3 separate regions of the Homo sapiens genome follow, and regions 2 and 3 are each linked to region 1. The links are chromatin contacts, found by Hi-C or POLR2A ChIA-PET in ENCODE. All regions are on one chromosome and are shown on one strand. The core of a region is the stretch at or near the end of the contact, and the rest is flanking DNA. Distances in the headings are between cores, read along the strand shown.

Region 1 (3,093 bases), core at 505-3,004:
GCAGACACTGGATATACTATGGCTCATTTGAATGAATAAAAGGAGTGTAAGAAGTTAAAACAGAGACCAGGATGCTACTTATTTCTGGCACAGAGTATGGATCATACCATAATTATCTATTACTCATCACAGCAACCCCTGTAAAACTAATTTTCTCAGTTGACAGACAAGGAAACTGGGGCTCAAAGAGGCTAAGTCACTCACTCAAGGTCACAGAGTGAGAATGTGACAGAGCCAGAATTTGACCCCAGGCAGGCTTGTCCCAGAGCTAGGCTGTGATGCCCAGAACCTACCGGGCATCTGCTTGGCTCGGCTGTACCAGGTGGGCCACGTCATTGAGCTGGACATTCCGGCGTATGAGATCCACAGCCCGGGTGGAGGCATCGTTTGCAACCACAGATCTGAGCCCAGGCACCTCTAGGGCAAATCGAATGGAACGTAGGCCTGAAGCTGCCAGGCCTTCCAGCACATGCAGGCCTTCCTGTTGGAGTAAGCAGAAAACCTCCCTCACATCTCCACCTCCATCCTCTTCTGGGCCCCAAGGAGCCCCCACCACCCACCTCCTATAGCTCTCCCCCTCCAGGAGCCCTCTGTCTCCCGCTAAATTCCAGGGCTGCCAGCTCCTATGCTCAGGCCCCACCTCACAGATCTCCCCCACGGCCGCTGTGCGAGGTTGGTCTCCTGAGGCCAGGTTTTCACTCTCTTTCAGTTCAACCTTTTCCTCCTCTTGCTCTGACAAGTCCACGACCACTTTTTGCGTGTCCTTCTCTCCTGGAACCTTGACTGCAGCCACCCAGAGGCACAAGTCAGAGAATAACAAGGTCCCCTCTGAGAAACCTCCCCTTAATCTCCAAAATATCGTCCCTGAAATCCCTGCGGAAAGGCTGAAGGAGCAGAACCCAGGGCCTGCTATGTGGCTGAAGCCCCTCTGGATTTGGGCGGCAGAAGAGCCCAGGCAGGGAGATAAACTTGTGTGACCCCCGCCCACCAGAAGCCTGGACCTCCACTCACTCTGGATTCCTTTGGCCCCAAGCTGAATGCGAGCAAACTCGGTGATCACAGCACATCTGGTGGGAGACAGAGGACTAGCTCATACCCCGCCCCCGCCATCCACACTGACCCACTAGCCGATGCCAGGCTAACGTCTGACCCCTGCTCACGTCAGGTCCCGATTGAATTCCTGCACCGGGTTATAAAAGACCTCGTTGGCACTGGGAAAGGCGATTTTGGCAGCCCCCTCGGTGACTGTCGTCTCCTGGACTTCACGTGGACGTTCTTCTCCGTAGGGCCCGGTGCCGTTCTCCATCGCTGCTGTATTCGGCAGCCCTGGAGACTGCCACTCGAAAAACCGGGCTCTAGAGAGCACCCGGGCGGAGCGGAAAGTGAGGCTTAGCCACAGAGACGATCCTTGCATGAGACATCCGCTGGCGCCTCCGCCCGCCAAGCCTGGTTCGGGGGGCGGGGGAGGGCACAGAGAGGGTCAGAGAGCCGCATTCCGGGCCCGGGGATGTCCTACATATCTATGAGGTAGGGACTAGGAAAACCTGCGGCCTCGGTAAGCTGATATCCCCTCGTTTTGGGGATGACTGGTCCCTGTGGAGCCGATGCCCTCGTGCAGGCCCGCCCCGAGTCCGAATCCCTCCCCGCGCTGCCTAGCCCGTCCTCACCTGCTCTCGTAGCCACAGAAAACCGAATTAGTCAAGGTGCACGTTTCCCGAATTAGGACCTGGGCGCCGCCATGTTGGCACAGTGGGTGGGCGAATCACATGATAGTGGTTGGCCAGTCAATGAGGAAACGTACGGTGGGCGGCCGGGATCAAAATGAAAGCCATAAAGGAAGCGCGCTGATCGTGCTGTTCCGGGGGTGTTAATCACAGTGGATCCCCTGGGAGAGGACACGTCCCTAGTCCCATTTCACAGATGAGGAAGTTGTGGCTCAGAAAAGGGGCGGTAAGCGGAGAAACCCAACACTTATTGGTCCTCTTCTGTGTTCTGGGTGCTATATACACATTATTTCAGAGCACCCTGCAGGAATGACTCAGGCTCTGGAGTTGGATTTACCGGGTTTGAATCTCAGTCCCATCACATGCTCTGGGCAGGTTACTCCCGCGGCTTCACTTTTCTTACCTATTAAATGAGAATCGTGGTTTCTCAGATAGAGCAAAGATTAAATGACAGATTCCTGGAAAGTGTGCAAAGAACCACTCTAACATTGTAAGCGCTCGGTAAAGTTCTAACCAGTGTATGAAGGCAGGACAGCGAAGTGGTCCCGGCTACCTGGGTTCCAGTCTCAGCTCGCCCTGCGACTTGTTAACTCTGAACTTAAGTTACCGCTTTTGCAAAATGGGCAGAACTTTTTTTTACCATTTGTTACTGGGTTGTAGTGAGAAGTAAACGAGTTAGTGCAGGTAAAATGCTAACAGAACCTAGCATCCGGTAAGCATCATAAAAGTCTTAGGTCTTATTGTCGCTTTTGAGCCTGTGTTTAAATCCTGGCACCTACCATCACTTCCTTGCTGTGTGATGATCTTGACCAGCTTTCTTCATTTCTCTGTGCCTCCTTTTCTTTCTTTCTTTCTTTTTTTTTTTTTTTTGAGACGGAGTCTCGCCCAGGCTGGAGTGCAGTGGCATGATCTCGGCTCACTGCAACCACCGCCTCCCGGGTGCAAGCGATTCTTCTGCCTCAGTCTCCCGAGTAGCTGGGATTACAAGCGCATGCCATCACGCCCGGCTAATTTTTGTATTTTTAGTAGAGACAGAGTTTCACCATATTGGCCAGGCTGGTTTCGAACTCCTGACCTCAGGCGATCCACCCACCTCGGTCTCCCAAAGTGCTGGGATTACAGGCGTGAGACACCGCGCCCAGCTGCCTTTATTTTCTATAGTGTGTCTGTAGCAGTTCTCACTAAAAAATGTTACTGTGTAGTTTAAACGAGCTAATTCCCATAAAGAATGTAACGCAGTGCCTGCCACAATAAACAGCAGTCATTATTGTTTTTGTTTTACAGGAAACTAAAGTTCGGAAAGGTAGAGCGACTTGCCCAAGGTCGCGGGACTAGAAGGTGGCGGGGCCAGGATTCGAACCATCGAGCT
Region 2 (3,183 bases), core at 6-2,505, 99 kb after region 1:
TTTCCCTCCCCCTCCATCTGTCCTGGTGGATTGGATCCCAGGGCTGGGCTCAGCTCTTACACTTGTGAGGTGTGACCAGCAGGTCTAGCGTCTTCTGGGACAGATTGGGCCAAATCGCCATCATCTCCTTCCGCAGCTCAGCGTCCATCTGCTGTTTGTCGGCTCCTCCTGCAATGGGGGTGTAGACAGACCCTGACTGCCTGCCTGGGTGTCAGCTGGACTCTGGGTCAGCTGCAAAGCCATAGGCTCCCGAGAACGAGACCCCAATCTTTCTGGTCCCCATGGGGTCTCCAGTTCCCCAACGGCCTGGCCCAGAGGAGGCCCTGGGCAGTGCTGCTGGAATGACCTTGTGGGCTCTGGTTTTCGGTGGGGCCAGGACCATGGAGCAGCTGTGCAGGAGACAGCCCGGCATGGAGAACAGCTGGGCGACCTGGGTCCCAATCTTGTCTCCCAGTTATCGGCTGCATGACTTAGGTTACTCTACCACTTAGTAACTCAGTTTCTCCATCTGTGAAATGGAGATGATAGCAAGAGTACTTGCCTCACCTGGTTGTTGTGTGTGTGTGTGTGTGTTTTTTTTTTTTTTTTAGACAGAGTCTTGCTCTGTTGCCCAGGCTGGAGTGCAGTGGCACGAGCTTGGCTCACTGCAACCTCCGACTCCTGGGTTCAAGCAATTCTCCTGTCTCAGCTTCCCGAGTAGCTGGGATTACAGACATGCACCACCATGCCTGGCTAATTTTTTGTATTTTTAGTAGAGACGGAGTTTCACCATGTTGGTCAAGCTGGTCTCGAACTCCTAACCTCGGGTGATCCACACGCCTCGGCCTCCCAAAGTGCTGGGATTACAGGCGTAAGCCACCGCGCCTGGCTGGTTGTTTTTTTTTTGTTTTTTTTTTGAGATGGAGTTTCACTCTTGTTGCCCAGGCTGGAGTGCAATGGTGCAATCTCAGCTCACTGCAACCTCTGCCTCCTGGGTTCAAGCGATTCTCCTGCCTCAGCCTCCCGAGTAGCTGGGATTACAGGTGTGCACCACCACGCCCAACTAATTTTGTATTTTTAGTAGAGACGGGGTTTCACCATGTTGGCCAGGCTGGTCTCAAACTCCTGACCTCAGGTGATCCACCCTCCTCAGCCTCCCAAAGTGCTGGCGATTACATGCGTGAGCCACCGCGTCTGGCCTGTTTTTTTTTTTTTTTTGACAGAGTCTCTCTCTGTTCCCAGGCTGAAGTGCAGTCATGTGATCTCGACTCACTGTTACCTCCGCCTCCCAGGTTCAAGAGATTCTCCCGCTTCAGCTTCCTGAGTAGCTGGGACTACAGGCACGCACCACCATGCCTGGCTATCACCTGGTTGTTTGATGATCAAAGTAACGTGCGTGCAGCCTTGGGACAGTGTCTGCCATAGGATTATTACTGCAGTGACCCATCTGTTCAAGGCTGGGACGCCCTGGAGCATCCCCAACAGAGGAAGTTTTGGTTTTGGTTTTATTTTGATTTTTGAGACAGGGTTTTGCTCTGTCGCCCAGGCTAGAGTGCCGTGGCACAAACATAGCTCACTGCAGTCTCGACCTCCTGGGCTCAAGATCCTCCCACCTCAGCCTCCCAAAGTGCTGGAATTACAGATGAAAGCCACTGTGCGTGGCTCAGAGGAGGTCTTTTCCCCTTTCCCAAGTCTCCACTGCCACGGACATGCCCTTGGCCTGCAGCCAGTCCCTCGTCCCTCACCCCAGTCATGGGGTGAGTCATTAAAGCTCTCTGACGGTGTTTCCTGGCCCTCCTACCTGAGTACATGGGGGGGTTCCTCCTGTGGTTGGCAGGGCCATGTGATGAGTCCTTGCTAATGGGGTGTGCACCATGTAATGTGCCACTTTGGGGCCAGAGCATTTATTATTATTTTTATTATTGTTATTATTTTTGAGATGGAGTCTCGCTCTGTCACTCAGGCTGGAGTGCAATGGCATGATCTCGGCTCACTGCAACCTCCACCTTCAGAGTTCAAGCGATTCTCCTACCTCAGCCTCCTGAGTAGCTGGGATTACAGACATCTGCCTGGCTATTTTTATATTTTTGTAGAGACAGGGTTTCACCATGTTGGCCAGGCTGGTCTCGAACTCCTGACCTCAGGTGATCTGCCTGCCTCGGCCTCCCAAAGTGCTGGGATTACAGGCATGAGCCACTGTGCCTGGCCTATTATTTTTTTTAAAAATTTATCTATCTATCTATCTATCTATCTATCTATCTATCTATCTATCTATCTATCATCTATCTATCGATCGACAGGGACTTACTCTGTTGCCCAGGCTGTGGCACAATCTTTGTTCACCGAAGCCTTGAGCTCCTGGGCTCAAGCAATCCACATTCTGACAGTCAGAATGTCACTGTGGGCTGCTATTTGGATATGCTAACTGGGTTTACGTTTAATATGCTAATTGGTTCAGGCAGGTAGTTGGCTCTGCCCTCAATGCCTGGGGTGGGGGGCTTGAAAGAGGATAGGGTCCAGCCTGGTCAACATGGTGAAACCAGTCTCTAGTAAAAATGCAAAAATTAGCTGGGCGTGGTGGCGTGCGCCTGTAATCCCAACTACTCGGGAGGCTGAGGCATGAGAATCGCTTGAACCTGGGAGGTGGAGGCTGCAGTGGTGAGTTGAGACTGCGCCACTGCACTCCAGCCTGGGCGACAGAACGAGACTCCGTCTCAAAACAATACAAAACAAACAAAACCAAAACCAAAATAGAGATTCTTCTGGGCAGAGAGAACAGAGGGGTGGGTGGGAGAGAGAAACAGATGGACAGGGAAGAGAGAGAGAGAGACAGAGACAGAGAGAATGAGATGGACTTGCCCCCTTTCTCCCAGTCTCCAGCAATGAATGGTGACACCATTTTTGAGAATCTGAAGAATGAGGTTAATCTGTACCCCCTTTGCAGCCCCTTAGCCTGCTGGAAAGGAAGCTCAGTGTGCTTAGAAAGTGAGCTGAACTATGAAAAGAAAGCGCGTTATGTTCTCCTGAGACCCGCATCTGCTCAAAGGGCTGCCACTGTTATCACTCTTCCATTGTTGTCCCCACACCCTCTTGACCTTCCGTAACCCCGAGAGCCTGGCTCAGCTGTGGAACTCCAGGATGAGGCCTGGCACCCACTGAGGACAAGAGGTGGAGGGGCTCCTGGCTGAGAAATCTGGGGGATCA
Region 3 (3,132 bases), core at 89-2,588, 120 kb before region 1:
TGTCGATGATCAGGGCCACATTACAAGTGTGTTGGGGGGGGGGCACGTAAGGGACATGGGTGTATGTGTGTGATCCCTGTGTGCATGGCTAGATGATTCTCCCAGGGGGGTTGTCAGCCGCCTGGGCATCAGTTGGTCAGTGTGTCCAAGGCCTGTGGGTACATCTGGGCAACCCAGTGTGTGTGTGTGTGTGTGTGTCTGTGTGTTGTGTTGTGACAGCCAGTGTTGCTTTGTATCTGTGACGCTGTGTATCTCTTTGTATTGGGGTCCTTTGCATTCACTTCCAGGTGTTTGGTGTGTGTTTATGTGACATTGTGTATCTTCCCTTCATTAGTGTCATCTTATTTATTTAGTTATTTTTTTTCAGACAGGGTCTTGCTCTGTCACCCAGGTTGGAGTGCAATGGCACTATCATGGCTCACTGCACCCTTGACCTCCCCGGGCTCAAGGGATCCCCCCACTTCAGCCTCCTAAGTAGCTGGGACCACAGGCATCCACCACCACACCCAGCTAATTTTTGTATTTTTGGTAGAGAGGGGTTTTGCCATGTTGTCCAGGCTGGTCTTGAACTCCTGAGCTCAAGCAATCCACTGGCCTCGGCCTCTCAATCATCAGTGTCATTCTGTACATCGGGGTGTACTGCCACAACTGCCAGTGTGTTCTGGCACTGCGATGTGTGTGTGTTGTGTATGTGTCTGCGTGTAGGAATTGTGTGTCTGGAAGGTGTCAGCGTGTGGCTGTGTGATCTTGCATGTGTCTGTGTTCTGCAGGAACATGCGTCAGTGTGTGTGCATCAGTGTGCATCTCTATGTGTCATGCACTGGTGTGTCTTCGTGTATATCAGTGTGTGTCTACGTGACGCCTGCTTTGGTGTATGTCTATACGCGGTTCCTTGTTGTGTGCCTGGATACCATGGTGGGACGGTGCATGTCAGAGCGTGGGTCGTGGGTGTTTTCCCAGACTGCTGTGTGTGTGTGCCCGTGTGTAGGGGTTGTGTGTCTGTGCCTTGTGTGCACTGGTGTCCGAGTGTGCTTTGTGTTCGAAGGCGGAACGTGTGGCCAGGCGTTCTGGACGTGACATGTGTGGCGGGGTCCGAGTCCCGCTGCGTGTCAGCGTGTGTCTGCGCTGGAACGCGGGCCAGCACGTGTCAGGGCGGCCGCGTCGGTGTGCGCCCCCGCGCGCGCGTGTGCGTGTGTTCGTGTGTGTGTGTGCATGTGTGTGCTTGTGTGTGTGCGCCGGCCGCCGCTCCCCCGCCCTGCCCGCCCCTCCCCGCGCCCCTCCTCCCGCCCGCGCCGCCCGCCCGCTCCCTCTCCCCGGAGTGCGCCGCTTCCAAACTTTGTCTAAACTTTCACTTTCACAGCGCGGCGGCTGCGGCGGCGGCGGCGGCGGGCGAGGGTGACCGGCCGAGCGGCGGCGGCATGGAGTAGACGCGCGGCGGCAGCGGCGGCGGCGGCGGACGCGAGAGGCAGCGGCGAGCGCGGCGGCGGCGGCGGCAGCGGCGGCCCCGGAGCCGGCGGGGCCGAGCTTGCGAGCGGCGAGCGCGGAGCGGCGCCGGGCCGAGCGCGGGGCCGCGGGCCGGGCGGGCGCAGCGCGGCGGAGGCCGGAGGAGCCGAGCCGGAGCCCGAGCCCGAGCGCGGCCGCCGCCTGCCGGGCCTCCCCTCGCCGCGGCCGGCCGCCGCGCTCCCGCCCGGGCGCCCAGCTATGTACTCCCCGTACTGCCTCACCCAGGTACCGGCCGCCGCCCCCGCGCGACCGGGGGAGGGGAGCGGGCGCGGGAGGCCGGCCGGCGGCGCGGGCGGAGGGGACGCGCGGCGGCCGGGAAGGGGGGGCCGAGAGCCCGCGGGCCGCCGAGGGGTGCAGGCTGTGCCGCGGGGAGCCCAGGCACGCGTGCGGGCGTCACCGTGCGCGTGCGACCCTGGCCACCGGGCGGACTCCTTTTGGGGGTTCCGGGGGTGGCCAGCTGCGTCGTGGCGCTGCCCGTGGAGCGCAGGCGGGAGTGCGTGTACGTGTGTGTGTGTGTGTGTGTGTGTGTGTGCGCGCTCGACTGGGGTGCGATGGGCAGCGGGACTCCGGCTGACCTGTGGGCTACTGTAGCGCGCACCCGGGCAGCGTGGTCGCTGGCAGTGTTTGCGGGGTTGACAGAGTGGCAAGAGGGTGGTCCCGAGGGCGCAGAGGGGACACTGGGTCCCGCGACGCTTCCTGGGGAGGGCGCAGCGGTTCCCGAGGGTGGCAGTGGCCGGCGTGCGTGGCGGCGGCCCTTGCGTGCGGCCGGGGTGCCTGGGGTGGGCCGAGCGGCCCGGGCGTCTCCCCAAAGTCTTTGTTTAGGCCTCACATGGGAGCGGGGCTAAGAAAATGGCGGGGCTCCCAAATTTCGGAGGGGCAGGGGAGGGGAGAGGGGGGCGGGCGCGCTGCCAGCGGTGGCCGCGCCTCTCCGACCCCGGACGTCGCAGCCTCTGCCCCCCCACCCCCAAACTTTCCTCGGCGCAAACTTTCTGGCCCCAGCGACCCGGGCTGCTGCGGAGTGGACCCGGCAGGCCTGGGGAATCCCGTCCCGTCGCCTGGAGGCGGGAGGGGCGGGAGGCAGCCGTGGACACAGCCGACAGTGCTGCGGCCACACCGTCGGGTCAGCCTCGGGCACAACAGCGCCGACCTTGGCGCGTTGCTAGAGCGCGTCCCGCCTGCAGCGAAGTTCCCTGCGCGGCGCACGGCTGCGGCAAAAGCTTCGAGGATGCCTGTCGGGCCACCCAACTCTCCCTGGGCTGTGGCCTGAGGCTCTAAGAGGGCACAGAAGCTGCCCAGAGTCCCACAGTGGCCCTGACAGCGTTGCCTGCAGGGCCAAGCCACAGCTGGTAACAGTCTCCGAAGAGGGGACATCTAGGGGCTGCTTAGCCCTGCTGCCAGCCAGGCCTGCATGTGGGGGTTCTCTAGGCCAGGCCCTAATTGTCCCCTCTGCCCAGCCTGATCCTTGTCAGCCATGTGCCAAGTGTGTCCACAGCTTACAGTGGCAGTCCACATGGGTATGGCTCCTACTTTGTCTGGGTCCTACCGGGAGTGTGCAGTGGTGTCAAGGGGCGAGGGGTTTGTCGGGGTGTGTGTCAGCTGTGGCTACACCACACTCCTGTATGCACAGGT

Evidence for each region. A loop is a pair of places that touch in the nucleus more often than their neighbours do. ChIA-PET counts read pairs that join two places held with the same protein, here RNA polymerase II (POLR2A). Pooled maps may share reads with other maps.
Region 2: a pooled map shows a loop between it and region 1 (4-fold over the local background). The contact joins the enhancer-like site here to the promoter of TRMT1 in region 1. A Hi-C loop is called at or near these places in 1 of 168 maps with a recorded cell type or tissue (B cell), 17 of 37 single-sample maps with no recorded cell type and 11 of 50 pooled maps. POLR2A ChIA-PET finds 5 or more read pairs at or near these places in 4 of 52 experiments (CD8-positive, alpha-beta T cell, H1, activated B cell and 1 more).
Region 3: a loop to region 1 is called in a pooled map, with 2.6 times the contacts of the local background. The contact joins the promoter of NFIX here to the promoter of TRMT1 in region 1. A Hi-C loop is called at or near these places in 1 of 168 maps with a recorded cell type or tissue (natural killer cell) and 8 of 50 pooled maps. POLR2A ChIA-PET finds 5 or more read pairs at or near these places in 9 of 52 experiments (A673, H1, IMR-90 and 6 more).

The regions. Positions count from the first base shown.
Region 1 is chr19:13,114,986-13,118,078 of GRCh38, forward strand. TRMT1 (tRNA methyltransferase 1) reads right to left here and starts at 1,755. Exons shown (of 17, transcript NM_001136035.4): 1 at 1,668-1,755; 2 at 1,161-1,446; 3 at 1,012-1,067; 4 at 641-783; 5 at 294-481. The coding sequence starts at 1,414. It also overlaps a transcript of NACC1 not described here. RefSeq lists enhancers at 1,749-1,938, 2,899-3,048 and a silencer at 3,089-3,093.
Region 2 is chr19:13,214,441-13,217,623 of GRCh38, forward strand. It overlaps CACNA1A (calcium voltage-gated channel subunit alpha1 A), which reads right to left. Exons shown (of 47, transcript NM_001127222.2): 39 at 61-168. Among named protein-coding and RNA genes, the nearest start is that of IER2, 66 kb to the left of the region's middle. RefSeq lists a silencer at 1,161-1,361 and enhancers at 1,242-1,291, 1,412-1,781. Within about 2 kb of position 1,256, at least 5 of the 41 ENCODE cell types and tissues checked have a DNase peak (open chromatin) inside an H3K27ac peak, as active enhancers do; they include B cell and CD8-positive, alpha-beta T cell, where a contact is called at or near this core.
Region 3 is chr19:12,994,137-12,997,268 of GRCh38, forward strand. It overlaps NFIX (nuclear factor I X), which reads left to right and starts at 1,339. Exons shown (of 11, transcript NM_001365902.3): 1 at 1,339-1,728. The coding sequence starts at 1,702. RefSeq lists a silencer at 1,286-1,445 and an enhancer at 1,620-2,208.